2 separate regions of the Mus musculus genome follow, and region 2 is linked to region 1. The links are chromatin loops, found by intact Hi-C in ENCODE. Cell type or tissue: left cerebral cortex. All regions are shown on one strand. Each heading gives the region's core, and the rest is flanking DNA. Links, peaks and the distances in the headings are about the cores only. Region 1 overlaps Msrb3 (methionine sulfoxide reductase B3). Region 2 holds the start of Gm35062 (a long non-coding RNA gene).

Region 1 (16,130 bases), core at 2,743-10,742:
TAATACCCCAACTGAGCTTTTAAAAAAAACCTTAATTTTTTACATCAAACTTAGTTTAATTTCACCTGTGCTCCAAGCCCTTAAAAACACATAATATAAAGAATGAAAACATTTCTTGAATTAAGTAATGCCACGTATTTTACAGGCACAGAACCAAACGATGAAATTGGCCTCCGGTTTCTATCCTGGCAGAGTGGACAGGCCAGCTCACAAGACGTTTGAGGCCCGTTTTCTTTACCACTCTATTCATCCAGGTGGCTTCCTCTCTGCCAGCCTTCAGTGGTAGCTTGTCTGCTCTGCAGGGTAGCATCTACGTGAGCAAATACAGTGCGGTCCAACTACACGGGGACATCTCCTAGAAACATTGTAAATTCTTCAAGATACAAAGTTCTGAACTTAGTAGTGATTCATTCTCTCTACAGTCACTTGTTGAAGTATCTGCAGTGAGTTAAGACTTCAGCTGAGCACTGGAGAGTTCGGGACAAATCAAAGAAGGCTCCTGCCTCCTGAGGCGCACACACAGAAGCAGGAACGGTAAGAGGGCAGCACAACCTGCGTCCTTAGGGAAGGCGTGTACAGAGCTCTGCATAAAGCGAGGTAACACACATTTGCACCCTGAACTTTTCCCATCCAGACTGACAATGAATGTCTAGCTGTCTCTGCAGTCTATAGGAAGCATAGAAATCAGATGTCTAAAATCAGAGTGTCAGGAAATGTCCAAATAGGGAAGAAAGCTCCACCCCAGAAGCTGACTGATAGATGGGGTGGGATTAAATGTGTATAAGCCAAGGCTGGGAGCATCCAGCCTGCTGACAACTATGCAGAAGGAATGTTTGTAGCTGGAGTGGCTAATTTTATGAAGCTACCAATTCTCCAAGCAGGAAAAGGTTCAGATTCAAAAGGGCGAAACCTTGGCATCTGAGAAATGAAGTGCTGTTAAAGCCAAGGAGGGAAGTGTACGAATGTTTTGTTTTTCCTACTGTGGGCAGACAGGGGTACATGGTATCTTGGGCTAATTAGGATGGCTGGAAATTCTTGCCATAATAGCAAGGCCTTGTTCATGAAGCTGCATGACTCTCCTGGCCGCAGACAACGGGGAGATTCGTTCATCCTGATCTAAGAGTCATTAAAAAAAAAAAAACGTTGGATGGCCGTTGAGATAGAAGCCATCTTCTACGGCGTCTATATTGACTTGCATGCTATAAACTTTTAATGGTAAAGCCCATATACGGTCATGATTTCATCAGCATCTGTTAAACTCCCAAGAGAACTAGAAACTACTTTATCAACCCTTCCAAACTTAATGCAAACCCTGGGAGCAATGATATTCGCGTTAATGTGGACCGTGAAGTTCAGGGTTTAGAGAAATATTTAAGGCATGTCTTGATCCTGAAAGCATTTTCTTGCTTGCAAAGCATATGACTAAAAAAAGAATTTCGGAGGCGCTGCCATCATCTAGGGATAGCAGTGGAAGGGAAAGTCACTTCATGTCAATTCTATCTGATTGCTTGTGAGACTCTGACAAACCTGCAGCTCCCTGGTTTTAATTTTTTTTTTTTAAAGCATGGGTCTTCACTTGAACTTCATAGCCCATAGAGAAAAAAAAAATTAAAACCAGACAGACTCAGTTCAGTTCTACATTTTACACGCAATCAAAATGATTTGTATGCATGTGAGAGCACACACACACACAAACACACACACTTGCAGGCCATATCCTCTCTATCCATCTCTCCTCCCTCAGTTTCCCCTTTGGGGATCACAGTCTGCTTAAGAGATAAGAGGTAACCACCCACTGAAACAAGCCCTCTCTTAGATTATCACGCAAAATTTTATTTAAATACAACTTTGAATATACTTCATTTAGAAAGAAAATGGGTGGCCTAAAAACTCAGCTTTTTTTATGTCTCCAAAATTAACTCATGGTGTGCTTCAAACTTGAGTCTCGATTTAAGTACAATGACAAAAACCAAGTGTGCAGCTTCAGCAGGATGAATAGTTAACCAATTAGCCCAGCGGAACCTAAGATGTTCTGGAGAAGAGGATACAATTTAACATTTTTCTTTTTCACACAGAAAACTCAAGAAAAGGCACACGGCTTCTACTGATGTTCGAAGGAGAGAGGGAGCTTGCGTATTTACTCGCTACCTTTGCGTTTCCTGTACCAAATACCAAGTCGGTGCAAGACAAATGTCGATCTGAACTTGGCTTGCTTATTTACTTAAGTCTCCGTCTCAGTGGCTACTGTTGAAAGCTTCCCCCAAGATGTCTTCTAGTTACCTGTGCCCATGTTTCTTAGATCTCGGTTTCAAACATACAGTGATGTTTGCTGAGTGAGTCAGAGTGATAAAAATGATAATAAGGATGGAGTAAGGAAACTGTTCCCTTTGAAAGTACTCGATCCTTCATCACTTCTCTCGAGGTCCGAGTTCAAGTCTTTTCACCAGGACTAGCATAACTGTTCTTAAATGTAAGGTTATGAGGTTGTTGATCCAGCATGGGCCAGAGAGTATCTTATAAAACATTGACTCCTGAAAGAAATGCTAACCTGTTGTTCCCCTTGGAAAGAGAGAGGGGGAATTTCCCATAGTCAAATCAGGTTAGGAGAATCAACCTGATTCCTTCATGTGGTCCATTTCAGAAAGACTCTCATATTACTGTACATTTTAAAATGTGGTACATTATCTATGCTCCACTAGAAAGAGGAAAGAATACTGCCAAACTATCATATGTCCTTATCACAATGTTTGTCTTAAAGATTTATTTATTTTTATTTCATGGATAGCAGTGTTTTGCCTGAAAGTAGGTGTAGCATGCATGTAGTACCAGCAGAGGCCAGAAGAGGGCACTGGATCCCCTGGAACTGGAGTTAGCAGAAAGTTGGGATCTGCCACGAGGATGCTGGGACTCTGACCCAGGTCCTCTGCAAGAGCAGCCAGTGCTCTTAACAGCCGAGCCCCCTCACCAACCCCCATCACTTTGGTTTTTTTTTAAGCTGAATCCTCATTATGAAAATAGTAGAGTGGAAAAAGCTGAGTATTCAAATTTATGAAGACAGTAATATATCGTAGCATCAACTGATAATTTACAGGGTAAATAACAGAACTAATATTCCTCATCTTATAAACTGAAAACTGACAAGCTTCTAGACTAAAACCCCTAAGAAGCAGTTAATGCCTGAAGAAGTTACCTGGTGTGCTCACACGCCTATGTGACAGGAGCCCGGACCTGGAGGTTGTACCCAGCCGTTGACTACGCTCTCCTCAGCGCATGCTCTGTGGTACCTTACTATGCCCCACTACTGCTAACTCACATTCCCCAAGCACACGGTCATCTCCTGCCAGCTCCACGCCCCGCTAGGTACAGCTACCTCGTCCTTGACACCCTTTCCTGTCCTCTGTGAAATCTGGTCCCAGGAAGCCATCCTGCCGTATGGTGCAGAAAGCAGCAAAACATTTCTTACCCTTCTCCTGCCTCTATAGTTAAACGACAAGGGAGTGTCTATGAGGACTCACAAGAGCATCAGTAAAGTACTTCCTTCCAGCGGCCATCTTCCTGAGGCACTGTTCTGAGGCCTAAGGGGTGTTTGTTTGTTTTGTTTTGTTTTTCTTTTTTTCTGTTTTTCTTTTTTCGAGACAGGGTTTCTCTGTGTAGCCCTGGCTGTCCTGGAACTCACTCTGTAGACCAGGCTGGCCTCGAACTCAGAAATCCGCCTGCCTCTGCCTCCCAAGTGCTGGGATTAAAGGCGGGCGCCACCACTGCTTGTTCACCGACATTCACCCGGTCCACAGACATGCATCGGGTGCCCGTGATGTGACAGACGTGGTTCTGGTGTGAATGGAGCAGTGAATCAACCAGTCAAAAATCTCAGCCTTTCTGGTACTTTACAGGATCCAAGCATTTCCTGTAACAAGAAATACTTTGCCTGGCCACCCCATCGTCCTCTCCGGGTTTTAGCCGGCTGCTCCCTGGTTTCTTTTCTCCGCTTTCTTCTCTTGGATAGCAAGAAGTGGAGGTTCTATTTTACAAGGTTTGGGAAATTTTCGGCTAATGTAACACTTGAGAATTCTGTCTAATTGTAAAAGTAATAATAATAATAATAATAAATGTTATATAACTCTTAGTTTACAGTTGAAGACATGGAATAAAAGGTAGAAAAGGATGCTTCCGGGGCCCCACAGCAAACTGGTAATAAAAACAAACCAGTAAGGAATATATAATTTGTTTCTTCATCAATGCCAAAACTATAGTAAAAGGCTCTGAAACTTGAGGTTAAGTTATATAAAATCACATGGGTGATATTAAAATATTAATCAAGTGGAATGAGTCATCCTGAGATAATATGTATTCTGGCAGTAAAATCTTATAAAATTACAACTGTAAAGATATTTACAATGGTAGATTTTCCTGGCTTGCCTAAAATTCAAATAATCTATTGATTTAAAATAATATCCCGTTCTCTGTAATCGCGTGGCTGAATATAAGCATCATAAAGTAGTGTTGAAGGGAGAAGTATTTATCATAAAAGTTAATATGTGTAACTGTGCAAGTATATAATTTATTAATCCACTGTGTACCTAGTAAATACTTTTGAAGCATTTTTAGATAAGTGATACTTGTGTGGGCGTATTAAATACAGATAAAGGGGGAAATTAAGGCATTTCTAACAGATGTTAAGCTTTCCCATAAATAGTTGCTTTCAAATGTGAAGGCACAAAATATCTACATTTGCTTATTTATCATTTTGTCACTCTGTCTCAATAACCTAGCTTAAATAACTTTAAATTAAAATGTATCCAGCAAAAGGAATCATGAAAAGTTTGATTGCTGACTAAACTGTTTCAGTTGAAACTCTAAACTGGGCAAGACTGATGGTGAAAACCCACAGGTGTGATGGGGCGTGTTCTGCAGTTCCCTCTGGCTCGCTGCTTCATCATGCACAGGGGCTGCGGGGAAGATCCTGTCATTCCTCTCTGATCGTTTCCAACATCTCTGTGAGCATGGGTAACTGCAGAACCAGCCTAGCTAAGCAGTGTCTCCACATTCATCTTGTCCTGACTGTTTGTTTGTTTGTTTGTTTTGTTTTGTTTTGTTTTTCGAGACAGGGTTTCTCTGTGTATCCCTGGCTCTCTGTCCTGGAACTCACTCTGTAGACCAGGCTGGCCTCGAACTCAGAAATCCGCCTGCCTCTGCCTCCCGAGTGCTGGGATTAAAGGCGCTGACTTTCTTATCCTATAGAAGTGTTGGAGACAGTAATGTTTTATATCTTTTACACTCATTGTTATGCTTAATGTTCAAGAAGAAATACTGAAATGTGTTTAAGATATTCTCCATGCCTCTCTTGACTATTCTACTGCACTATGGATTTTATAATTATTGATTTGTTTGCCATTTAACAAAGTTTAGTAAGGCATATGCCTGGCACTTTGGATTTATACATATACATTATTTTGTGACAAATCGGCCTTGACAAAATATGCATTCTCCACAAATGATTTTTTAAACAACACCACATATCAAGTTTTCCATATTAATTGAAGCTTTACTATATTATAAAGCTACTAAATCTTGTTTCAAAAATACTCAACTCATTAATCAACTCATTAATAAATATTTAAAATATAATTTTTCTAGTTTCCTAAAATATTCCATTCATGCAAAAACTGATCCATGCTTAACATTCAACATGTTTAACTAATAACATCTCGAGATTCTATAAAAATCCAAAACATGGCAAAACAAAATGTGTAGTTTTCTTTAATTCTTGGGTGGTCCGCTGCAGAAAATTTAGCTGCATATAAAGCTATAAATTACTGCTAAATCAGCTATTTGGTACAAGATAAGTTAATTTACAAAAACTTGTTTTAGTTTGTAGAGAGTCTACATATGAAAGACATTTCCAAGAAACGTCGGAGTAAAGGGGGTTGGAGTCCTATTGAAAACGAAAAAGGTTTCACTCTACGCATATCGTCGGAACACGGTATAGGCAGGGAAAGTGTGGTTCGTAAATCCATATGTTCTTAACTGGATATTCCTTACATACTTTCAGATTTTTACAATGCACCTATGTGTTCAATGCTAACACTGCAGTACAAGCTGTGAAAGAAATGTAAAGCCAGCGCCACCTACTGGAAGGCAGGTGTAGCAACCAGTCAGCTGCTTTCTAATTCTGTTGCAAACTATGCAGAAACTTGTCTCTGTTTTTAAAGTTATCCCTCTTTAAACAAACAAACACACCACTCCTGGCCTGTTAGTGTATATGGCATGTACGAGGCCCCGCATCAAGCCTGAAGAACTGCATGCTCACATGCACACACACACACACACACACGCTCATGCACACACACACATATCACACGTACACATCATACATATCTGTGTTTCTATGTATTCTTCAAAATGTTAGTATAATTAAAAATCTAGGTGAGATGAACTTGTGGAAATGGTGAGCAGAAAAATCAGAACTGTACTAGTGACAGCAACAGAGAACCAAGGGCTACCAAACCCTGGTCCTTTTCACAGTGGTTTCCTGTCTGCCTGAGAACAGGCTCTGAGCTCCTCTCGCAGAGCCCAGGGGTTTTAGAACAAGAACAATAGAAAACGAGAAACTACAAACACATTGTGTCCACAAAACTGTTTGTTTGATTGGTTGATTTGTTTGTTTCCTAGAAGACCATAGGAGGTGGTCCGGATTTTAACAGGCCTATTTTAACAGCACTAACAGAGACTGTGCTGTTCCAGTGGGTAGGCGGGGTGATTTTAAAGTAGATGTAACACCAGTTGCTGCTAATGAACTATTGTCAGTTTTAATTGAAAATGGTGCTTTTTGCTTTACAGAGATGCTGTTGTGTGCATCTGTACTCAATAAAGTACAAACATACTAATTTGCTCCACAGCTGTGACCAGATGAGCCAGAGTTCTTAATTCTCGTAGTAAGTATAAGAACTATGTATGCACCTTCAAACAACTAATAAACCAATGAACTCATACTATTTTAGAGAAAAAGGCAAATAAATTCTAGATGGTACATATGTGTGTGTGCATTTATATGTGTGTATATATATATTTATATATGTGTGTGTATGTATACATATGTGTATATGTGTATATATAGGTGTGTATGTGTATTTGTGTGTGTATATATGTGTGTGTATGTGTATATATATGTATGTATATATGTGAATATGTATATAGTGTGTGTATATATGTGTGTATATGTGTATATGTATACATGTGTGTATGTATATATGTGTGCATATATATTCGTTTAAGAAATACCAACCACCAGACGCTGTGTCACGTTCTAGAGTCGCAAGCCCCTGGTTCACTAGTTCTCCTCTCACAGAGCATGGTCTTTGTATTTCAAACCCCATTTTCGGAATGAGCCCTTGGGAGTTTTCATTTATTCACTAGAACGCTATCTTCCCAAACGACCTAGCAGTCGTGGGCTGGTTTGTTAAACAGGTCGATGAGGTGACTTCAGAGTCTCAACTGCTTCCTGTGTGCATGGTGTGAAGTGTGGCTTATCACTAGAACTAGAACTAGACCTATCTAGACAGCGCCTCTAGTTGGCCAAGAACTACCATGCTATCTGATCTAAGCCACCGCAATACCAAATTTTCCCTAGGATTAAAACTGTGCATCAAATTTTGCTGCACGATCCCTCTTCGGATAGTCCTTTCATCTTGCTTTAGTGACGAGGATTCTGGTGCTCAAGTACTACCTAGCAGACTTTCCTGTAGGTCTGGAGTAATAATTAATACTGACATTTGCGATGTAATTCACCTCCAGCCAGAAATGAAAACTGTAGCTAAGAAGAAAAACAAAGCACGGAATTCCATGATGGAACAGATTATCTAACTTTCCTTCTTCATTTTAAAGAAGAGGAGAAGGAAATCTGGGCAGGCTCACAGACATGTCCAGGGTCACACACAAGCCAAGGACAGAACTGTGGTCAAAGTTTCTGCTCCGGGCCCGGGGTGCTTTATAATACTTACAGGAGCTGTTGTGGGAAATTACCAAGAAATCCTGAGTGAGAAAAATGACCTTTAATGACAAACATGAGTGAACCATAACTCAGATGCACCTAATAAGCTCTTAGTTAAAATTATGCATTATTAAAAAAATAAGGAGAAAGGCAAGCCAGAGCTGGAAAATGATAAATCACTTCTGAGATACAGGCTTCCAGCAGGCCAGCCCATTACGATCAATCTTAGGAGCCTGTTTCAATTATTATTTCCTTTTAGCTCTGGAGTTATTTTGTATTGAATTATTATTCAAAATCAATGTTGAATAATTATTCAAAATTAATTTGCTATTCGATATTGAATTATTATTCAGTACTCAAATTTAATGGGGATAAGGAACCAAAATCTTTTTTGATTTACAGACATTTCTGTCGTAATGGGTTTGGGCCAAGGAACAGGGATTTAAAGCAAGAAATAAAAATTTCATGTTAATTTCCTATGCCTCCCATTTTGCCCTCTTTCCCTCTGTGTACCAAGTCGTAAAGGTTAGGGTTCTCGTCATCACAACGACATTTTTTAAATTTGAAAGTTCAAATAGTTTGTATCACTGTCGCTAAATCTAATAACTTTCTCAGCGTGCCTGCCTCTCAAAGAGTAAAACCCCATTAGAGGCGTAGATAACAAGCTCGCTCACTGCACTTCAAATAAGAATGACCCTTGAAAGTGAGAGAAACCCTAACCAACTCATTTGCCAGTCCAAGGGAAGAAAAAAAAAAAAAGGTTTCTCTGGGTTTTTGTCAATATGGGGTGGTGAGAATGGAAGACACACATATTTACAGAACGTGACGTCTGGTGCTGGACAACATCCAGCATCCACAGGGAATAAAGACATCAAACACAGGCTGGGGAAGGCAAGATGGCTCAGTAGGTAAGGGCACGTGCAGCCAAAGATGGCAACCTGGATTCAATCTCCAGGAACTATGTGGTCGAGAGAACAACACACCCATAAGTTGTCACCTGACTGCCAGAGATGCACAGAAGTAACACACACACACAACATCAGTGTTCAAAAGAGACAACAGACGGAGAGAGGCGATATATCTCAAGCAACATGCATTTGTGGTACTGTTAAAGTAAAAGAAGTTAAATGAAAATTTATTTATGGGGGTTGGAGAGATACCCAAGATATAAGATACAATTTGCTAAACACATGAAACTCAAGAAGAATGAAGACTGAAGTGTGGACACTATGCCCCTCCTTAGAATTGGGAACAAAACACCCATGGAAGGAGTTACAAAGACAAAGTTTGGAGCTGAGATGAAAGGATGGACCATGTAGAGACTGCCATATCCAGGGATCCACCCCATAATCAGCATCCAAACGCTGACACCATTGCATATACTAGCAAGATTTTATCAAAAGGACCCAGATGTAGCTGTCTCTTGTGAGACTATGCCAGGGCCTAGCAAACACAGAAGTGGATGCTCACAGTCAGCTAATGGATGGATCACAGGGCTCCCAATGGAGGAGCTAGAGAAAGTACCCAAGGAGCTAAAGGGATCTGCAACCCTATAGGTGGAACAACATTATGAACTAACCAGTACCCCGGAGCTCTTGACTCTAGCTGCATATGTATCAAAAGATGGCCTAGTCGGCCATCACTGAAAAGAGAGGCCCATTGGACACGCAAACTTTATATGCCCCAGTACAGGGGAACGCCAGGGCCAAAAAGGGGGAGTGGGTGGGTAGGGGAGTGGGGGTGGGTGGGTATGGGGGACTTTTGATATAGCATTGGAAATGTAAAGGAGCTAAATACCTAATAAAAAATGGAAAGAAAAAAAAATTAGATACCTTGAACTTTTCATGCATGTTTAGTTTAAAATATATTTTGATCTTTCAGAGAGCACTAAAAGATTATATAGAATAATACATTTGAATAAACTTTATAAAAATAAAAGTGCATCAAAAATTTAAAAAAAAATTTATTTATGGGGGCTGGAGAGATGGCTCAGTGGTTAAGAGCACTGCCTGCACTTCCAGAGGTCCTGAGTTCAAATCCCAGCAACCACATGGTGGCTCACAACCATCTGTAATGACATATGATGCCGCCCTCTACTGGTGTGTCTGAAGACAGCTACAGTGTACTTACATATAAGTAATAAATAAGTCTTGAAAGAAAGAAAGAAAGAAAGAAAGAAAGAAGGAAAGAAAGAAAGAAAGAGAGAGAAAATTTATACACATTTAAGTGTTTTTAAAAGCCTATTTTCATGGAAAAATATAAATCCAAATGGATATAAATATATATCCATTTTTAAAAATATAAATATATTTTATAAATATATATCATTTTTGTAATGAGCCTAGTGAAAATACCTATGGTGCTTACACTGGGCAGTGTCCTAACCTTTTTGATACGCTAATTTATTTAATTCTCACAGCAGCCATTTTGGACAGGACCTATTATTTTCTTTCTTTTGAAAATATGGGAACTAAGACGTCCAGACAGTAAGAGTCAAAGCCAGATTCCAATTTCCATCAGTCTGGATCCAGAATTGCTTGCTGAGCACTGAGCACCCTACTGGAATGGCTTGCTCCTTACCGGGTTCTGTTGAATTTATGTCTGAATTGTTTCGTCATCAAAAGTTCCAGTCATTTGTATTTCAACTCAGCAGTGTCCTTGTGGAACACTTTATGAGCCTGTTACATTTTAAGGAATACACTGCTCTTCTATAAACTCTGTGTCTCCGCTGTGGGTAGCAAACTCGCCCTACAAAACTGTATGCTTTTCCCCGTAGCGGTATTTACAACGGGGGTTAGGGAGAAAATAGACACGGAGCCTTGGCTGTACGTTTGTGGTCCAGTTGTTGTTGCACGTGTCTATAGCGATGAAAAACTGCCGTATGGTAGAAAGGTTTCCCTCATGTGCAGACACAATGCAATGGGTGAGCCTTGCCAGGTCTGCAGCCCGCCTCTCTGTCTCTGTCTACCCTCACCTTTTCCCATCTGCTCTCATCACCGGCTTCAAGACTCCCGACTCTTGATGTTACCGCGCGCCCTCAAATCCATCCACGCACGCGCAGGCCAGGGAGCAGCGTACCAAAAAGGGGTTGGGGGCGGGGCTCTGTGCAGTAGGCTGCATTTACTCCTGAGTTGTCATAGATCAACAACGTGAAATCTACTTTTTACAAGTGCCTTCTCTGACACTTGAAATCAAGTTGCTATCTCAAGCCCTATCATAGCTGTGTAGGAAAACCCAGAGCCCCCCCCCCCCCTCCGCCACCCCTTGTACTGGAAATCCCCCTCTCCCCACTCCGGGCCATGCAATTAACCGCTGCGCATGCTTTGCGATCAGCCATCTTCCTTGTGGAGGCCTCCTAAGCTTCAGAGAGCCACCTCCCTTCCAAAACTTCTGTCACTACAGAAGGCAGCTAGGATCACTCCGCTCTTGCTCCCCACTCTACCCAAGGCACAGACGTGTCCAGTCTAGCCACACCAACATATGGTCAGAGGGCCTCCTCCGGTTTTATTTCTCTCTTCTACTTGTTGAAAAACCCAATCAACTGAGCCTTGTTTATCACCATATCCCCACTGCTCACGGCATGCATTCGACTCTTTGTAAGTGTTTAATAACATAATAAAATTCTCTACCGGATATATTGATAAAGATGTATACAGTAATGGGACTATAAATAGTATTAACAATCATATTCACTGAAGTAAAACATTTGACCATTGCGAATTTCATAATAAAATTGAGATACTAACTTAAATGTTATAGACACACAGTGAAAGTTTGAACTTTTATGCTTCTTTGGTTTAAGTGCTTAAAAATCACATCTTTAAAAAGTATACTGGTTCTATCTTATCTTATTTTTATCTTTTAAGACTTATTTATTTATTTTATGTATGTGAGTTCACTGTAGGTGTCTTCAGACACACCAGAAGAAGGCATCAGATCCCATCACAAATGGTTGTGAGCCACCGTGTGGTTACTGGGAACTGCACTCAGGACCTCTGGAAGAGCAGCCAGTGCTCTTAACCACTGAGCCATCTCTCCAGCCTGTGGTTCTAATTTTGGACCCAGTTTGAAACATGCTATATCCGTTCTGTTTATTTGGTTCTTGTTAATAGAAACTCTTGGCTACAGTATACGTGACACAATTACCTTAAAGTTTCCCATTTTCACTTTTTCCCTAAAGGATCGGCCACATGTACAGCGAGAAGCTTGGCATTCCCTTAACAAGCTGAAAGTTCTACCTCCTGTGCACTGACTTGTAGATGTGTACCCATGCACTGGAGAACAAGACGACACGGGGAAACACTGGTGACAAGTGAGTGCTGGGCGAGGGACCTCCAATATTGAAAGGACCATGGAAATGGGTGTCACTCAGAGGACGGTGAGGGTTTGTAACCAATCTCCATCTTTAAATTAGGGTCCAAATAAAAGAGATCAAGTTTAGTAAAGCATGCTGGTGTACCATTTCCTGCAGCAGAAATACCCACTCTGCCCGGTGCCCTACCACAGAACAACAATTGGCAACCTGAGGGGAGCCCGCAGGCTCTCGGGGCCACGGGCTGGCTCTTCGTCACCAAGTGCAGCAGGTTGAAGGCAGACATAGCTGTGGTATCTCCAGCAGAGGCAAAGGCAGCGGCAGAAGCTGAGTAGGAAAGAGGAAACAAAAACAACGAATTAAAACCTCAGGAACGGTAGGCACACTCATGGAACAACTGATGGCTTGGGTTGACCTAGGGCTAAGCGCACGCACAGTGCTAATAAACCATAGTGCGGCGGTTTCGGATGGACAGCTGACTCTCCCTGCCACTGTGAATTCCTGCACTCGCTGAGGAGGCTGGCTTTATCCCCAGTACATATGTGAGTGCAATCGAGGCTCGAAGATCCAAGGACACAGAGCAAACGTGGTGTGGGAAACGCTCATTTAACAGCAGAGCCAAAATGTGTCCTTACGTAGAGACTTGCCCTTTAAGACAAGGGAAAAAAAAAAAAAACAAAAAAACAAAAGATGAAGGACGACTATGAGACTTTGCTCCACAATCCGTTAACTTTGAAGAAGGCATAGGGAAGGTGCCCTTTCGTTTAATTCTATGATTTTTAACCTCTAAATAAAATTCTGGGAGTAGAACTCATGACCCAACATTGAAAGGGGTAGAAAATATTTTACTGAAGTCTTGAGAAATGAATCACGTAGAAGAATCCCCAACCTATACGATATTAAGACAAAAGTCCAGCTTGTGGGGTTTTCATAAGCATGCCACACAGGGCTGTGATTGGTGCGTAAACATCTCACGCAGGGCCATGATTGGTGCGTAAAGATCTCACGCAGGGCCGTGATTGGTGTGGACTAAGTTCAAATGAGATTGAAGAATACTGGGTGATTATCAATCTCTCGTGTTTTATTTAAAAACGCCGTGTTAAGTAACTTCAACTGCCTAATGTCCAAAGATGGAATGAAACTAATGTCTTGATCATTTCCTCGCCGCCACCCCCTCCATTCCCTACCCTGAAATAAAAGTCTTTTCCTGGACTCTCCTGACCCCCTTGAAGAGCAAACATGTGATAAACAGTAATCTATTTGACCAAGTCGCTCTGGAGTATATCTGACCGAAATCTGCTTGTATTAACATGCCTGAACTCTGACTTTCCCAAACTAAACTCACTACAGAAGCAAAACATTTTTGTGTTACTAACTGGAGGGGTTGGGGTGGGGGTGGGGGCTAAGAATCACAATGCGCAGCCTGAGAACCGTTAGACATAAATAAAGATGTCATTTTCACGAGTGACTGCGGAGCAGGCAAAGACTGCATGCCTTTGTAGCAGACTACTGGCTAATAAAAGATCAAAGGTCTATACCTCACAACGCCGTAAATAAAAATGTAAGTTTTTTTTTCCCCCTCCATGAGACCCTTCCCCATGAGGGATAAAGTATGTGCGGTAAATGTAATTACTTAGCAAAGCTGCGGCCTCTCAGTGCTCCCGCAGCTGACCATAAAATGCCTTCCTATTCCGTTTCATCAACCGCTGTACCAGGCGGCCTGGGCGCCTACGGATCACTGTGGCCATCTGGCTTGTGTCAAAGCCAGCACACAGGAAGCAAGGCAGTGACGTCACTCCGCAGGTCAGGCAAAGAACAAAGATGCCGGCTACAATTAAAAGCCTAGGACTGCAAATACCAGGGGCTCAAAGTGGCTGTGATTTAATAGTCCTTACTCGATCTTTTTTTTTTTTTTTCCCCTACCCAAATAGCCAGAGCGCCATCTAGTGGCAAATTGGTCTTGCCCAGTTTGGGGGCGTTTAAACTGCTTTGTTTCCTTTTTGGTGCTTAAAGTCGACCCTGGAAGTGCTATACTAACACCAAGCAGTGCAGCAATGGATAGAGTTACTGACACAGACACCTTGGCTTTTCGGATGTGGAAGAACGAAGGAACACAACCTGTCATGGTGTGAGCCACTCACAAATCTCCCGTGTTATAGGCTGGGCACTGATACAGCCTTAATTACGTGAATGCTCACAAGTATGTTAGAGAAGGTGGGCAAGTTTACAGAATGCTTGTGAAGTGCCCAGCACCCTGGGAATATGTGTCTGAGCCATGGACTGAAAGGCAGTTCTGCCCACCTGTGTCTGCATGCCCTGCTTAGCTCCGTCCAACAGAAGCACCCACGAGATGCGCCTTTAATGTGTCCGGTCCGGGAACAGGAGCATGGTAAACAATATTTTGGGACTGAGGTTTTGAGGGAAGAGAGGGAGGAGTGTGTATTTTTACACTTGCAATAGAAAACGGACCCTGACGACAGATGTAAAATACACAACCCATTCCCAGAAAGATGCCTGTCACCGTGGATGTGTGCTAGCTTTGTTGCCGGACTGCCTGGCTGGAACTCTGTCTGTCTCTGTAACTGCTTGTATGACCTTGGACAAGTTACTTACCTTTGCTTCTCCGACTCTAAAATAGCAGTTCAAAAGAGCAATTAGCTAAAGGGACCTCTCCTAGTATGTGGTATATGTTTTTTTAAAAAAAAGTTAGCTGTCAGATATTTGCTTAGTATTACATGAGCCGGAAAACATTTACGAAAACTAAATCTCCCATCAGTACATTCTGATCCTGGTTTCACCTCTGCTCAACTCTTCCCAGGTCCTCCCAGACCCCTCCTCCCCATCCATCTAACTCCATGCCTTCTTCCTGTGTTTCTCACCACATCCTATCCTGTCCCATGGCCCTGCTGGATGCACTGCTCACGGTTTCCCCAGAACAAGCCTCCGTTGCGAGTCCATGCTCTCTGATACTGTTTCCCACCATCTGCTGGTCACAGCATAGCTTTCCCAGCGCTGACCCTACAGAACGCCTGACGAGCCCCCGGCTCTCCTATGGCAGTTTTCAGGATACTGGTGTGGTTTGCACTCTTGCCTCTTCTAAATTAACGCTGCAGGGCAGGGAGGGGACCTTTTTGTATCTCACTACCCAGCACATGACAACCAAGCACTCAGTCACTTCCTGAGTAGAAGACTCAATGTAAATGATTAACCTATAAAACTGGTTGTTCTGGGCATCTCATTTCCAGTGTTGTCTCCCCCAGCTGCTTTGCTAATGGTGCTAAAAGGAATTGAAATCTGTGACAGTGTATGATTGCCAGCCAGGGCTGTAACAGGTGGGATGCTGAAAAGCACCCTCACTAAAAATTCAAAGATAATTCAAACACCTTATGATTTTCAAAGATTTCTACTTTCCTATCTAATACCCCGACTGCCTCAGAATTCTAACGTCCAGATCATGACTGAACTCAGTTTGCGAGTGGTTTTGGTTTGGGTCTTCTCCGACTCCCCCGTTTTCCTCTCTGCCCTGCAGTTGAACAATGTACTAGCAAGAGAGAGCATTACCAGGGAATCCAGAGAATTCACCAAGCTGATAATTAGTTCCAGATAGAGCTGACTGTACCCGTGGACTTGAAGTGTCAGCCCTGAAGGTCGGATCCCTCGCCAACAAATGCAAAGAACTGTGTACGTGAGGGGTTTTCACAAGCTGGTGAAATGCTCTCCCCCCAACGCCAAAAGCCGATTGCAAATTAGAATGTTGTCGAGGGCAATTTTTAAAAACATAACACTCAGATCTCACCACGGTCTTCTTTCTCTCCTGAAAAAAAAGGTGTG
Region 2 (16,130 bases), core at 3,859-11,858, 170 kb before region 1:
CTCAGGAGTCAACGGTATACTTAACCATTGCTTAATAGCCAAACCTTAGATCGTGTATATTTTAATGAGCACTTTGAGAGTTATGGCAGAATGTAAACTTGGTTTCAGACCGTCTATGAGACTCAAACGTTCCCCGTAATAAGAAGCATCTGTTCGTGTAAAAGTAGAACTTTTGATAAGGTGAGATGGCTCAGCTGATGAAGTGCTTGCTAGAGACACACAAGGACTTGAGTTCTGATCCCAGCACCCAAGTGGAAAAGGTAGATACGGTGATGTACCCGTAGCCCAGTGTTGGCAGCAGAGAGAAAGATGGACCTCTGAAGCTCATTGGACAGCAAATCAATTAAATCAATGATGGCCAGGTTCAGCGAGAGATCCTGTCTCAAAAAGCAACACAATGTGGAGAACAAATGAGAAGGAAATCCAAAATCCACCACTGGAGACACATGTGTGTGGACACATATGCGTACATACCACCCATACACCACACACACACACACACACACACACACACACTTTAATAAACCCATGAGATTCTCAGCAATATAATAATATAGTCATTATTCAGAACCACAAACTTCACAGGAGAAGCGGCTTGGCTCAAAGCTTGGTATTTATATTTCATGACCTTGGTACCATCTTAACCCAGAAACTGAAGGGCTTCTTGCATGGCAAGTTGCAGGGTGGCCCTAGCAAAATACATCTGTGAGGGACTGGGGACATGGTGCAATCAGTAGTACAAGCATGGGGACCTAAATCGAGAGCCTCGACTTTCAAGTAAAATCCAGGTGACATTGAGGCATGGTGTCAAAAGGTTGGACATGTCTGAAGAAACTTGGGTCTCAAGACACAATACCACCAAAGTCAGGATTCTTCAGGAAAGAGGCAAGCATCCTCAGGCCCTCTCTGGAATGTGGTGGGTTCCCTAGCATACTGGTGACACACGTGTAAAACTTTATGATGTCATAGACCATGAAGTGATTCCCATCCAAAAGTGTAGAGCAATGACTGTCAACCTGTGGGGTCAAATGATCCTTCACGGGGGTCTCTAAGACCATGGGAAAACACAGACATTTACATTACAGTTCAGAACAGTAGCAAAATGACAGTTATGAAATGACAACAAAACCCATTTTTATGGTTGGGGGTGGGGGTCACCACAACCTGAGAATCTGTATTTAAAGGGCTGCAGCGTTAGGAAGGTTGAAAACTACTGTTGCCGAGGTCGGAACTGCAGGAAAACTTCAACCTAACAGAATTTGAGTTTTACAAGCTGAAAGTGAGAGCTTTTCCATTTCCATTAGTCACGCTCGTTTACTTGGACTCTAATTAGGAAAATTACACAACAGACAAATCACTTTGGGTTTATTGGGTCACAATCAATGCTGATCCGAAGAGAAAGGAATGTAACGAAAACCTGGTGAACCTTCACACTCTGAAGAAACATTTCAACAGGATCCAGAAAGGAGGGGAAGCAAGGAAGCCGCAGGGATCTAAGCAGCTGGAAAAATCCATCGTAGGCCCTCCCATCCCATCCCACCCCCCCCACCCCACCCCCCCCACCCCCCCACCCCCCCCACCACCCCCCCCCCCGAGAGCTGTCGCCCAGAAACCGGAGCTTGTATGAGTTTTCAAAAAGGCATTTCCCTCCGTGATCCACAGATCTCACTACTGCCTTAAAACTTCACTACTATTTCTTCTTTCTTTCTTTTTCTGTGTGTACACATGTACGCTGTGTGACGGTGTGTTTGCGCGTGCCTATGTGAACATACGTGTGAGAGGGTGCACGTGCATGTGGGCACACGCTGGCGTGGACGTGGACGTGGACGTGGAGGCCTGATGCCGTCAGGAGCCATCCTTGACTGTTCCTCCTCCCTTATTCAAGGGAGCGAGGGCACTCAGTCAAACTCATGGCCAGTCTCAAGCCGGCTTACTCTGAGAATCCTGTTTCTGCTTTACCTAGCCTCCACTCGGCACTTAAACGGGTTCTGGGGGTCCAGCTCATCTTCACACTTGCGAGGTCAGTGCTTAGCCGCTGAGCATCTGCCCAGCTCTTGCTATTCTTCCTTCTACCGTGCTTTACTCACTGTTAATCTTATCTTCTGTTTTCCCCTCGGACATTCTAGCTTTTCGTTCGAATATCTAACTGTGCGTTTATTCTTGTACATCCTGTATAACTATTCCTCAGCGTTTAGTATTTACTATAGCAGTCACTCGACATTTCCAGGTAACCTATCTTAACATCGTGTTAGTTCTGGGCAGACTTCAATGGATTTATTATTTTCCTCATAATGAGTCATATTTTTCTGCTTCTTAGGATGCCTGGCACTTTTTTATTAGAAGCCAGACGTTGTGAGTTGTACCTTGTTGGGTCCTGGATATTTTTTTTAATACCCCTAAATCGTCTTGAGCTTTGTTCTTAGATGCAGTTAAGTTTCTTGAAACCTTTTAAAATGTGTTAGCCTGTTCCACAGCAGCATTTGGTCTTGGTTATTTACTCCTTCATTCTGAGGCAAGATGATGTTTCTTGGTGCCCCCGTGGAATGGAAGACGAGGGCTTTTTCCCCAGCCTGGCTGTTGGGAGCAGACACTAACCCTTGCCCCTTACCCTTTCTGAATGCTCAGTTATGTTCTTTGGTGCTCGCCCTAGTCCTTGACAGTTTGGTACACTTCCATACTAGTCAACTCTCTTCGGAGTCCTCATGAGGAGCCCTCTGTGAACCTCAGAACTGTCTCTCCAGAGCATTCTGTCCTGGAAACTAGCTGCCTTGACGATAACTTGCAAGCATGGAAGTTAATGTGGACCCTGTTCTATGGGTCAAAAATGGAAATCAGTTTCAAACCAAATGTACAGGAGTAGAGAAATGGCTTGCCAGTAAAGAGCATGAGCCAGCCTTCCAGAGGACTTGGGTTCAGCTCCCAGTACCCTGGAGCCTCACAGCTGTGTGTAATCCCCATTCCAGGAGAACCAATGCCCGTGAAGTCGCTATAACATGATTGCCTAAACAGGACCGCCAACAGATAACGCTAACATGGGAGGGGGGAATCTCATGGAGCCCCAACTCTAGAAAAAGAACTACAGGCAACTAGCAACAGCTGAGAGCATGAAAAAAGTCTTCCTCCAGGAAGTGCTCCCCAATTAGTAATCCAATAGCAAGTGGCCAGTTGTGAAATTATATCCACACAAGTAAGATTACACGTACTGACCATGCTGTTTTTACATTTCTAAGAAATGCACACACACAGACACATATATACACACATAATATATACATACACACACACATATATATATATATGCATATGTTAAAGCATTTAGAGAGGTGCTAGAGACCATGTATATGAGAAAGAGAAAAAGGTATGGGATTATACTGAAGGAAATGGAAGAAGGGGGAAAGCGGGGGTGGGGAGGGTGGGAGGGTGGAAGATGTAATTATATGTTAAGAACATATTTTTGTTTTAACAACTCAAAGGTTATCAGCAAATCTATCATTGAACCGTAACACCCTCAGGCTGTAACATCTCCGTCCTTGACCCGTGGATAATGTCACTTCCGTTAAGCAAAGGGCTATCCATTCTTGTGCTTACAAGACACAGGAAAGTAATGGTCACTATCAGACCAGGAATCCAAACACACGGCCATGACCATGTAAGGATCACTTTCTTCTCAAGGGAACTGCTAAGATTTGGGAATGAGCCTGGCAGTGGTAGTACACACCTCTAATCTCAGCACTTAGGAGGCAGGCTGATTTTTGAGTTTAAGGCCAGTCTCATCTACAGAGCAAATTTCAGGATAGCCAGGGCTACACAGAGAAACCCTGTCTAAACACACACACACACACACACACACACACACACACACACACACACACACATTCTCTCTCCCTCCCCCATACACACAATCTCTCTCTCTCTTCCTATCTCTCTCTCACACACACACATCTCTCTATCTCTGTTTCTCATACACAATCTTTCTCTCTCTCTCTCTCTCTCTCTCACACACACATACACAATCTCTATCTTTTTCTCTCTCAGACACACAATCTCTGTCTGTCTGTGTCTCTCTCTGTGTCTCTGTCTCTCTCTCTCTCTCACACACACACACATACCCCACAAGTGAGATTTGGAAATCGATATAGAGCAAGTAGACATGAGAGGCTGCGTGGATAAAATCGCCACTTTATCATGGAGCACTATTTAGTGGTATTTTAGAACTTTCCAAATAGTTCTAATAATGGAATAGGTAACAGAGGTTGCAAGGGATCTCTTGTGATCCATTCCCAACTACAGGCCTTATATTGGCTTCAAATGCACTTGTTTAAAAGTGGTGACTTTTTGTCTTTAAGGAACCAGCATTTCAGAAGAAATTGTTGTTTTTTCTTTCTGCTCCTTTCCCTGTGTTTTTCCTAACACTTGCAAGGTTTTTCAGCTCATTAGAGCACCCTAAACAAATATCATGACACAAATCTTTAGTTTGGTTCAGTAAATCTTTTCTGAATGACTCACAAAAAAGGAAACAAACAAACAAACAAACCCAGATGTGTAAGTTCATAAAAGAGTTTTGAAACATATAAAGGTTATGTTTTATAACACTTATTTCTAAGATTTGCAGATAACCCAATTACAGCAAAAGACAAAAAACCAATTCAGTGGGTCATCTTCTGTGCTCCTTCAAGTACAAGCTCAGCTGAAAAGTGAAGCAATTATCTGGATAATTCAGTCCAAAAAAAAAAAAAAAAAAAAGAAAGAAAGAAAGAAAACATAACAAAGTATTAAAGGAAACAGGGCCCTTTTTTCCTGTCCCAAATTCACTGGAGCCATCCAATAACATGACCCACTGTAGTGGAATTTGGCATTAAAAAGGCTTGTCTTGGCTCCCGTCCAGTGGAGTTTAGTTACTAGATTCTTTGAAGGACATTGTACAAACATGGTCTCCCATGTAACTTGGTTCTAAGGCCTGGATTGCAAGAATGAACGTTGATGTTACTACGCAGTGAGGGGGGTTGTTCATTGGATCAAATTATCCAGAAAGCCTCTATCCTCTTACTTCCCAGTCCTGGGTTAGACCATGGCAATGTGTACTGCCAGCACTTCTGTGTGAGTGTTTGGAGCCTAGATCCTACAAGTAGAAGCAACTGGGTGAAAGGTGGCAGCCATTTGTCAATTGAGTGATTCTTTGCTCCTTAGCCCTGTCTTCTATATTTAATCCCCGGGATCTTCGTGACCATTTGACTGGTGGTAGAAATGACTGTGGGGTCGCTCACTGATATCTCAGCATCTTTCATGAGTCCTGCCTGCTCTGTGAATATGTGTTTATATATCACAGAGAGCAGCCATGCTCGGGAAGATAGCCTCAGTGCCTTCTGTTTGCTTGGCTGTGCTTCCAGGGCATTGGGAAGCATGACTAAGCAGGGGCTTCTGAAAAAAATGACCTGGAACTGGTCAGAGACACCTGGTAAACTAAAGCTTCCTGCCCTTGGGAGCTCAGACACATGACGTTCCTGGGGACACTGCTTTTGCTTACTATTCACCAGTGGGAAGAGCTTTGTCAGGAGAAAGGCAAGTCCTTTGTCTTCTAGAAGTCACATCTTTTTTTTTTTTTTAAATAGGGACTGAGCTAGGGAGGGAAAACTGGCCCTGTGTTTCCTATGCACGAGTCCCATATGTGAGCTTTCATTTAAAGGTCTGAGTTCAAGGAGTGGGTTATAGCCCTAGAAATAAGAGGTACATTTTCCTACAGCAATATGATTTTCAAGAAATGTATCATCTCGTACCTAATAGATTGCTTTTATCAATAAAGCCTACTTGAGGTATGTGTTAAAATTGTGATGGATAATTCAATTTTTTTTTTATTTTGGGGGGGAGGAGAGTGTGGAGCTAGAATTAAACCCAGCACATTGGCAAGCCAGGCAAGTTCTCTACCATTGAGCCACACTGCCAAGTCCCCTGAAAGTGATTTTTAATATCGTCTGCCTCAAGGCGACTGACAACACGATCCCCTTTGGTGTTTTGTGTAGGCAAATTCGTTTTCTGTGTAGACAGACATATAGACTTTACCTGAGCCCAGGGAACGCTGGGATATGAGGAAATGCAGAGTCTGCTTGCTAATGAACAAGGACAGTGGGTAGCATTCCCAGCATTTTAGGGGACAGCAGAGAGAACAGCTTAAAAATTAAACACCTTCATTTCTACCTTAGATTTACACTACCAACCCTCTTGCTTTCCTCTGCTTTCTCCTGTTCCTCCTCCACCTCTCCCTTCTCCATCTCTTCCTCCTCCCTGTTCTTCTTCTCCATTTCTCTGTAGTTATTCCTTTGAGATCTGCCCAGGTCCTCCTTTCTCATCCATGGTTCACATCCCATCACCTAACACTGCTCACAATCATCCGGGGAGACACACTTTCACTTACACACTTTTCAAACAGGAAGTTAAGAAAGCACAATGGAACCGAGGCTGAGCTGAGCTATTGTCCTGGAAAAAGATCTCATTACAATGATATGAAAGGGTTTTGTTTTTTGGGGTTTTGGTTTTTTTGGGGGGCTGTAAAACAGGAGGCATATTTATGCCCTCCTAAAGATGAATAGACTTATTTATAGGTAGGCAGACATTCCATATGATAAGCTAAAATTAATCATGCTGCTGAAGAGGTTGGAGTCCAAATTAAATATAGAAGGGCAGCCCGGCTCTTCCTCTGGTGTGCTTTAATGAAGACTACAGAGGCCGGAGAAATATTTATATTCTTTCATTCATATTTTCGGAATTGCCTCATGTCTCAGTCCAGACACACCCCACACCCCCATCCACACACACAATCTCTCATTTAAGGGAAGGAACTTCAAAATGAACGTGGATATTCTCAACTCAGTGTATCTTGAAGAAGAAGAAGAGGAGAAGAGGAGGAGGTAGAGGAAAGGAAGAAAGGAAAAGAGAGGGGTGAGAGAGGGGGGGTATTAGTGGGACTGCTCTTTTTAAAAACAGCAGCTCCCTTAAAACCAGATGACTTCCGTGGGTGATACACATGGGGTTCACCTACCAGTACTTTGTACAGCACATGATGTCTTAGGGGGAGTGAGTGAGTGAGAGAGAGACTTGGACCAGTACTTAGACTGTCTTTAGGTGACTGCCATAGGTTTCCCCAGTGAGCGCCATAGATAAGGGTTCTTTCCCAAGCTGCCTAACTGCCTGTGGTTGACAAAAGTCCCTGTCAAGCACTTGGGGTAATGTAGTTAAAGATGGATGCTAGTGGTGAGGGAAGACTCTTTAAGCCAAATGTCTTGCTGCCTTCTCCTGATGAAGTTCAAGGGTAGAGATGACCTGTCTTCCTATGTTTCCTATTAACAGTAGGACTAGAGACCTCAGCTGAACTGCAGAATCGAGGGTCAGGAAGAGACTCCTAATTATTCTGGTCTTGAGTCAGGCTTAAATGATATCTCTTCCATTCTGGCTCCACATCCAGATTCTCTCTGCAGAGTCACATAGCTGGATCATGGCACCCCAAGTGAGAAAATAACATCTTCAGACAGTGGGAGATAAGGAGGCAGAGGAGTGTCCCAGGCCTGGGCGGGGGGCGGGGGAGGGGCGTGCATGTTGATATCACTGAGTTATGAACTATTTCCTTTTAATCCGGTTTCAAAAGATGACTTCCTCCATATGTGATTAATTCTGCCTATAACTACAAGGAACTGCATATTTTAGAGCCGGAGTGTCATCAGTACGAATGTTTAAACAATCTCTGTGGTCTCTTTCCCACACACTGATTTAACATGTATATAAAAAGGCTTTCGGAATGAGCGTTTCACATTTGCTTCTCGAACTTCACCGTCTGTTTTCAGTAAATCGTGAAGATGAAACTCTCCCCATTCATGCCTGGAGCGCTGGCCAATTGCAACTGCGGAATGCGCATTCAGGACCTCTCACGAATGCGGTTCCCTTCTCGCGAACCCAGCCCGCCCAGCCTGCCGCCTGTTCTTTCCCCAACGAAATCAACAAGACCGCAGCGGAAAGGTTTCATGGTCAAGAAGGCTGACCTAGTCTCCTAATGAATGTGAGAACAGTAGGGGCCACATAGGTTCAAGTCCTCCCTCCCTCCTACATTTGCATCTGTCCCCACCCTGTAATGGCCCCAGTTCACATTTTACTGCTGTATTGGGAGCAGAATCTCTTTTCAGTTTAAAGTGTCCCAGGTTGAACTGAGATCTGTATGAGACTGTCTACTGTCACATCCAACTGAGGTCTCTACTGTTCGGTTGCTTTATGTAGGAGAAGGGGGTGGTTTGGTTTGGTCTGGTCTGGCTTTTTGTTTGTTGTCTGTTTTTGTTTGTTTTGCTTTTTGTTTTTTGTTAGTTTGTTTTTTTGTAATTGTTGTTGTCTTTTTTCAAGACAGGGTTTCTCTGTGTAGCCTTGGCTGTCCTGAAACTCACTCTGGAGACTGGCCTCCAACTCACCGAGATCCACCTGTTTCTGACTCCCAAGTGCTGGGCTTAAAGGTGTGTACTGTTGCTACCACCCTCTCAACCTGTGTTTTCTGGCTCTCACCTTGTTTTTTTTTTCTGGGTGTAGCAGCAATTGGTGCTGGAATTCGAATCCCAGCATCTCCTTTCAAGCGGGCGAAACCGTCAGAAACCAATCTCAGAGTTAACAAAGTTAGCTAACAAAGACAAGACCTCTGCAAAACGGAAGACCACAACGTCCCCATCCCGGACGTCATCTGCTGCCCTTCTTGACCTGACTCAGGAGATAAACGCCCATTCTCCAGGGCGGGCAAGTAAAGTCATTAGAGCATAGACAGTGGGAGAGAGTGGCTCCTCTCCCTGATAAGATGGAAACAGAGAACCAAAGACCCTTGAAGAAGGGAGGAGAGGTGGCAGAGGTGGAGACTGCAGGCAGAGGCAGTTTACAAGGGCAGAGGCAAAATGGAGTCTTTTGTTTGGAATTTCAAAACAGCCAAGACAGAGCATTAAGGCAAGTCAAGGGTTTTTTTGTTTTTGTTTTTGTTTTTTTTTCTGAGCAGGAAGGCTAGTGTGAGGTGCCACAAGGACTGTGTTCAGACAGCAGGCCCTCCTCAGAAGAGATAAATTGTTGATGTGCCTAGCAAATATTCTCTGAAAGGTTCCCCAACCTCAGACGGTACCACCAGTATTCAGGGCAGAACTACGGGCTTCCCAGTGTACCCAGAGACTGAAGAGCACAGCCCCCCTCCCAGTTGTCTGTTTTCATTACAATTAAACATTCTACATTCTGGGAAAGAGAGAGTCCGCAAGCAGGAGGTAAATATTTTTGCCATCTTTGAAAAAAGGATGAAGGCTGAGAGTCACAAAATTACATTGATTTAAAGAAGTAGGGGAAATTGATATGTTTTGCTCACTTCGGTTTGTAGGCTGAAATTTATTCCACATATGTCTTTATAAATATTTAAGTATATAAAACCAAATGTTTAATATAAGATCCACATTGTAAATATTCCTTTGAGAGTATTTTTCTGCATGGACTGGAATGGCTGAACTTCTTAAAATATAAGTCCAAGGGGCGGAGGGGACAGAGCCTGCGTTTTTGGTAACCCTCCCTGGAATACCCACAGGCTGTCTCCACTGCTGCAAGGAGTTTTAATGTACATTTAAAATTCTAAAATTCTGAACTTTTTTTTTTTTTTTTGTCTCTTCCAACATTTTCCTTGTCCATTTCCCATGCAAAGAATCCCTGGATGGTGGGTTCTGTGGGCTGAGGCCTCTGCACCGCTTTTGTTAACTGATTACAGAATTGAACTTGTTTTTCTCCTCCTAATGACAGTCAATGTCTTCTTAAACACCCACTCCTCTTTGTAGTAGTTATCTTACTGGAGCAAGTTAGTGAGCTACAGTACCCTCCTCTGTCACATCAGGATCACAGCCACCTCCTGGGGTGTTGGCAAGGTTAAGAAGTGTCTTGTGGGTCACCTGGTAGATGGCTGTTGTTTGGCCCAGGATATGACTCCACCATACTGATTAGACTATAGTGACTGTTTCTATTTTGAATTCATGGTTACCGAAGGGGTAAGGGGGTGGACTTTGTTGTTTTGTTTTTTCATAGATAAATACTCTCAACCTTTTGACCTCCACACATGCCATGGCATTTATTCCTCTTCACATTTATATTTATAAATAAATAAATAAATAAAGCAAGCAACAGGGTAAAAAGGACTAGAGAAGCCGCAGTCTTCACTGATCTTCAAAGTGAATGAGAACAGTTCATCTCATCTCATCTCAGTGAAGGTGACTTGGCTCACAGGGGAACCTCAGAGCTCCCTGCCGGCATGAATGTGGCCTGGGATCCTCCCGCCGCCCCACCCCCACCCCCTTGCCAGTGAAACTCTAACTGTATCTATTACTATATATCGCCTAAGTAAGATTTTTAGCAAAAAAAAAAAAAAAAAAAAAAAACCTTTGTAGCCAACAGAAACAAAAGCAAATGAAACGATCTGACCCGGTGCACCCTCTTCTTTCAGAGTCAGTGACAGTTAACCCTAGAAAATGTAAGCGTCTTGACCGATATCGCACACCAAATCAGTGGCAGAGCCCAGAGTAAGCTGAGCTCCCGCCCCCCTCCAGCTGAAAGAGGCAGCTAAAGCCGCAGAAGTTACAGGGCCAAGATTCACACCTTACACTTCAAATGTGCAAAACAGTAGCTTATTTATTTTATAAAACTGATGTAATCTCGTCCAAAAGCCCTCGTTTCGACAGACGGCAGAAGTAGCTAACACTTGGGCAGTAACAGTCTCTTCGTCTCTTCTGGATGAGAGAGTGGGAGGGTGGGGCTACTCCACTGAACTCAACTTCGCAGCTCCCTAGCAAAGCAGATAGTACCTCCTGCGCATCACACCCACTACCCCAGCCCCTCCCCCTCCCCAGATGCTCTCTGGGTAGTTGAAAAGGCCTTGGGTGCTCGTGGGCAGCAGGAGGGGTACACACATCCTTTGCAGGCCCTGCTCTTTCCCTGGAACTCTCGCCACCTTCCGGCCTTGGCCTCTGCTCTCCCTCCTGTACTGTGTAAGTGTCTGCAGCTGGGATAATTTGCGGTCTGTTCTCTCAGCATGGGCAATCTGTGCTGATAGCTCCCAGGGAGCTGGGCTATCTCTCCTGTGAAAGTTCTACCCCAGGTGCCAGGGCTGTGGGGAAAGTCGTCATTGTCATCGGAAAAGAAGCAACTGCAGTTTAGGGAGGTCGCCTTGATCAGGGACCTCACCAGCTCAGAATTATCTAGAATTGTAGACATGATACCCTTAACTTTTTCTCGGGGTGCAAAAATTAAAAGCAGACACATAATTACTGTGGAAAGTAAGCCTTCTTGTTAAAGGCAGAAGAGTAAAAACACTGATGCCATTCCCTGCCCACTCCGCCCCGAAAAAACAGATGAGAACCAAAAAATAAAACAAACAAAACAAAACAAAAACCAACAACAAAAAAAGTCCTCTCAGCATCATGAATGAAGAAAAGAAATGGAAGAAATCACTCTAATCGCAAACCACAAACTATAAAAAATACCTGCCAAATATTACGGCATGAATGGAGATGAGGGAGGCCCCGGATGCTGGCCTGCAGGATCTAGATTTCTCTCAAATTAAGGGAGGCAGCTTAAAATGTGAACCCAATAGGCCTTTGATTAGAGAGGGGAGCTTGAAGGGGATTGAGGTCTGTCCTTGGAGACACCGCGGTTTGAATGCTATGGGTTTTTACCTTCTCTTTGGTACTTTTCTAAGTGTCTTCAATTGTGTGTGTGGTGAGAGAGAGAGAGAGAGAGAGAGAGAGAGAGAGTGAGTAAATACCTTCTTGCCAAAATGATATCTATCTCCATCATAAATAAAAAGCAAACCAAACAAAAAAAGTAGCTAGCATTGCTAATACGTTAACACCCCTATCAAAACTCTTCTGAGGTGGGAGGGTTTTCCTTTGGACATGACTAGGCTGCTGGGTGTTATAAAATGGAATCTGTAAGACGAGCTTTGTGTAAGGATCATATCCTACTTAAGCAGGAAGAGGAAGAAAGGAGCCAAGGGGCAGGATGGGGGCGGGGGTAGGGGCAGTCATTGTGAAAGTGAAGGAAATATTAGAATCTGAATTTGTCCGAAATAGCCCAAAATCTTCCAAATTAGAGAATTCTGAGGTTTGAAAGTAGTTTAAGTTACAAATTCCTCTCCTCAGATTTCCGCTTTTCCCCACAAAGGCTTTGCTGGCGTCTGCCCATTCAAATTACTATTTATTTGTGATTTTATCTCATGAGGGTGAGAAGTGACGGGATCTAGGAATGACCCAGGACTTGTGGGTAGGAAATGACCAGGCACAGTAAATCAGCTAGCTTAAGAAAGCTCCTCCCACCTCTGCCCGCGACACACCCACTCCTTCCTACCAGGTGTCTCGCTCAGGCCTGCAAAGGGGTCTAAGGGCACTTTGCTTGCATATCCACGATGGTTGCCTTCGTCAAGCAGACTGCTCGGCTAGAGAAGGAAGGCAATCCCTGCCAGCCTTTTGCGAGGTCCAGGTGGAACTTTTGGTATCTAAACTTTCTTCCAGGTTTTGATCCTTGCCAAGATATCTGGGCCGTGTTTTGCATTCCTACCATACTTCTCCTTCTAGACTATTCCAACCAAAGTGCTTTGGTCACTCTAACAAACTCCCTGAGGTGATTTATTCAGAAGAAAGGTTTGTTTTAGGAGCTGGTTTCAGGATTGTCTCTCCAGCGCTGAAAGACAGTGCATCGCCACAGGGGGGCGTGCCAAGCACTAGCTCCCTTCATGGCTTCCAACAAGCCTGGGAGGGGGAAGGGGAGGTGAGGGGGCGGGGGATATGCTCTCACCCCACCCCCTGCAGTCTTATCTTAAAGTTGGATTATAACATCAAAGGCTGAGAACCAAGCCTTTCACATATAGGGCCTAGAGGACCTTTCGGATCCAAATTACAGCAATGGATTGAAATCGATCAACGACAGTCAGAACTGAAACCAACCAACCAACCAACCAAATCTCGATCCCTTACTGAAAACCCGGAGTTGACCCAGTGAGCTATCTGTGAATGCATTACTGATACCATGGCTAGGAGAAACAGGACAACCGGGGATTATTTATTTTTGTTTCGAGCCTCCAGTTTAAAAAACAGAAGAAAGAACTAGTTGGTAGTTACTAATCGGAATCAGTAGCAAACAGAAAACCCTGCTGAGTCAGGATAATAATGGATCCTGGAGCCAATATTACTTGGCTGATGATTCTAGAAACCGCCCCTGGGATGATCTCTTTGATAGCATCACCCATGGATGCCCTTTGAACAAGGCTGTATGCTATTGCACCTCTCTGGGCATGAAGTGTGTTTATAAGTCATGGGTTGTGGCCCATGGAGGTGTGGCCAGTGTGACTTCTTTTCTGCCTCTTTCATTTCAGGAACATGAAGAAATGACCAGAGATCCTGCGTTCGGGATCTATGAACCTTAGGATCCACTGTATACTTCTAACAGTACTACCTGTCTCGTCCCAGGTCCCTGGTATCTTCTTCTTTGAGGCAATTTGAAATCATAATTTCTCATAGGGAGACACAACCTGAACTTGTCCGATGGACCAAACCAAGGACTCAGAGAGCAGCTTTTATCAACGAGAGACCCAAGACCCAACCCCAGTGTGTGTGTTGCTGTTGTTGCTGCTGCTGTTACAAACCACAGAATCCACGATGATTTAAGCAAAATGAGGTTATCAAGACTTCCTAGTAACTCAGCAATGAATTGGAGGGCCGAGGGAAGAGGGAGGTTTCAGGAACCCAGCCCAGATCATAGGTAGAGTAGCCAGAGGGTGCTGGCACCGCTGTGCTTTGCCAGTCTCTTCAACTGTAAATTGGCTTCACAGAATCCATTCCATCCCCCACCCCTCATTCTTGCTAATGTCCAAATACAAGCTTCAGGCAGACATGTTTGCTTCCTCATGCCAAGGAAGAGGGGTTGGGAAGGTCTGCCAAAGGAAGGTGAGGCTTAAAGTGGCAAGCAGAGAAAATGCAGCACAAACATTTTCCAGAGCAGCAGCACCTACTGAAGAGGATGCTGGTCTTTTATAATGAGGACTTTTCCATTTAGACTCTTTAAAAAGAAACTGGAGGCCCTAAAAGTTATCGATACCTGTCGAGTATAAGGGTAAGAACACGGGCTGGCTAAAAGCAGAATAGCCAAATGTCTATCGTCCCAGCCCTCCCCGCCTCCCCATGTATCTATCAACCTCAGTGCTTCCCACTCTTCCTCTCTTTCCTCAAGCTGTCTATAACTCTATTATTCTATCCAGAAGGTCTAGGCCCACAGAATCTGGTTTTCAAGACAGTCATAGCAAGGGGTTGGGCTCATAGCAAGACAATTAAATTCTGCTTGGTTATGTGTGGAGGTAATGTATTTCCAAAGCTCTAAGAGATGTCTTTTAGCATGTATAACTATATTCCCATAGCAAGTGTTCCTCTGTCCTAGTTCCAGGAAATTTGGTTTTGAGCTCCGGGAGAGGCACAAAATAGAGGGTAGAATGCCTTACTTCTGCTCTGGGTCTAGGAAGGGATTGTACTCTTATTTTTCCTTTCCCAGGGACCTATTCCTGCCCTGTCCTATGGTTCTGCTTCATAGCATCGTACAAGGTTTTTGAGGTTCCCTGGACAAGTCCAGGAGAACAGAGGGACTTCCTTGTTTCCAATTTAGGAAATAAATAAAATAGGGTTTGTTGCATCACAGGTGAGCTAGACAGCATAGACATCAAGAGCTGGGTTGTCAAGCATACTATCTAACAGTTAAAACTACACGTTTCCAAAGGACAAGAAGTCCTTGCCTTTAGTGGCCTGAGTTCTCTATGCTCCTCCAGTGGCAGAAAGCTTCACATACATTGCCTATACAAGTGGTCCTGGTTAAACCCAGTGGGTCATAATAGTAAAACAAGACTCGAAAGCGGATTGGGATCTCTCAGTGGTGGATGGGAGTGGGGGGGAAAGACACAAAATGTGGCAGGGAACCTAAGCAGAATGTGCTGTATAAATGTATGAAAGGGCCAAAAATATATTAATTTTTTTTAAGGTGAGGAAGAGGTTGAGGAAGACATTTTGATGATATCCCCCAGCCTGCACAGGCACTTGAATGGATGGACGCACACCTCATCGCCACAAGGAAATAAGATGTAGCAAACTGTCACACATTTACTCCTAAATGAACTTAGGAGTCTTATGGTTGAGAAAAGTTGGCTTCCCGTCCACCCATATGTGCACACTCCACCAGCCAGATGCCAGACGCCATCTGCTGGGCCCAAGTTGTATTGCTCTGGAGTTAACTCCCGAGGCCACAGAGCCAAAAGGAGAGCAGTCCACTCCAGCCCGGAAGCCTCAGTGGGTCCGCTGACTCAGAGCCCAGGCCCGAGCAAGTCCACGAACAAGTCCGTAACAGTTCCCAGGTTACCAAGTAAACTATCCTCACCGGGAATGAGAAAAAGGAAGAACATCGCATGCAAGCCTGCATCGCAAAACCGCCATTATTCATTTAAAGCTCATTTAAACCACAAAGACACTTCTATTTTCTCAGGTGTTTCAAAGTTTTGATACGGGGAGAAAATATTGTTTCTCGAAGCATAAATGAGTCTAATTCAAATTGATTTGATTTTTTTTTTCATCACATTCTCATAAAGAATGTAAGATCTCTTCCAGGACTTATGTCCCAGGTCCTGTACCAGGTTCAGAGCATCCCTGGGCTCCAGTCTTGGTTCACCACAGGTAGGCATATATGTTCCTGGCATTTCTCCGATGTCTGTAGAGGTAGGAGCAGATAACCACAGCCTACACCTTTTCCAAAGAAAATGTTATTAAACTATCTTGCTGAAAATCAAGTTTGTTTTCTCTATGTTCTAAGTATCATATTATTTAATCATGTTCAGTTTTGTTTGTTTGTTTTGTTTTGTTTTGTTAATAAAAGAAGGTCTGGGCCAGTTGCCATGGTGTCAGGACCCTGGAAAAAACACTCAGTAGTGACAATTGCATTATGATCCTCCAGATTTGTTCCAAGTATATGTTAGATCCATCTGTAAAATGAATGGGAAAAAAAAAAAACCCAAAACCCAAAAAACAAATAACAAAACACAAAAAAAAAACCAATGCAGATACTCTCAC

The links. A loop is a pair of places that touch in the nucleus more often than their neighbours do. Peaks named below come from ENCODE experiments on the same cell type or tissue, not always from the same donor. Only the 100,000 strongest peaks of a DNase experiment are listed, where the experiment ranks them.
Region 2: a loop joins it to region 1, with 2.9 times the contacts of the local background. A loop is called at or near these places in 7 of 42 quality-filtered maps.

What each region holds. Positions count from the first base shown.
Region 1 is chr10:120,858,526-120,874,655 of GRCm38, forward strand. Msrb3 (methionine sulfoxide reductase B3) reads right to left here. Exons shown (of 7, transcript NM_177092.4): 2 at 12,510-12,626. The coding sequence starts at 12,585. It overlaps Gm15910 (predicted gene 15910), which reads left to right. Exons shown (of 3, transcript NR_038023.1): 2 at 423-534; 3 at 2,076-4,803. Among named protein-coding and RNA genes, the nearest start is that of Gm15910, 9.0 kb to the left of the region's middle. In left cerebral cortex, for the core only: CTCF peaks have their summits at 2,843 (motif pointing right), 6,123 (motif pointing left) and 10,086 (motif pointing left); DNase peaks (open chromatin) are centred at 2,844 and 6,116.
Region 2 is chr10:120,686,768-120,702,897 of GRCm38, forward strand. Gm35062 (a long non-coding RNA gene) reads left to right here and starts at 1,645. Exons shown (of 3, transcript XR_872122.1): 1 at 1,645-2,020; 2 at 7,833-8,044; 3 at 8,384-8,412. In left cerebral cortex, for the core only: no CTCF peak of the experiment used is centred there; DNase peaks (open chromatin) are centred at 4,875, 7,852 and 10,827.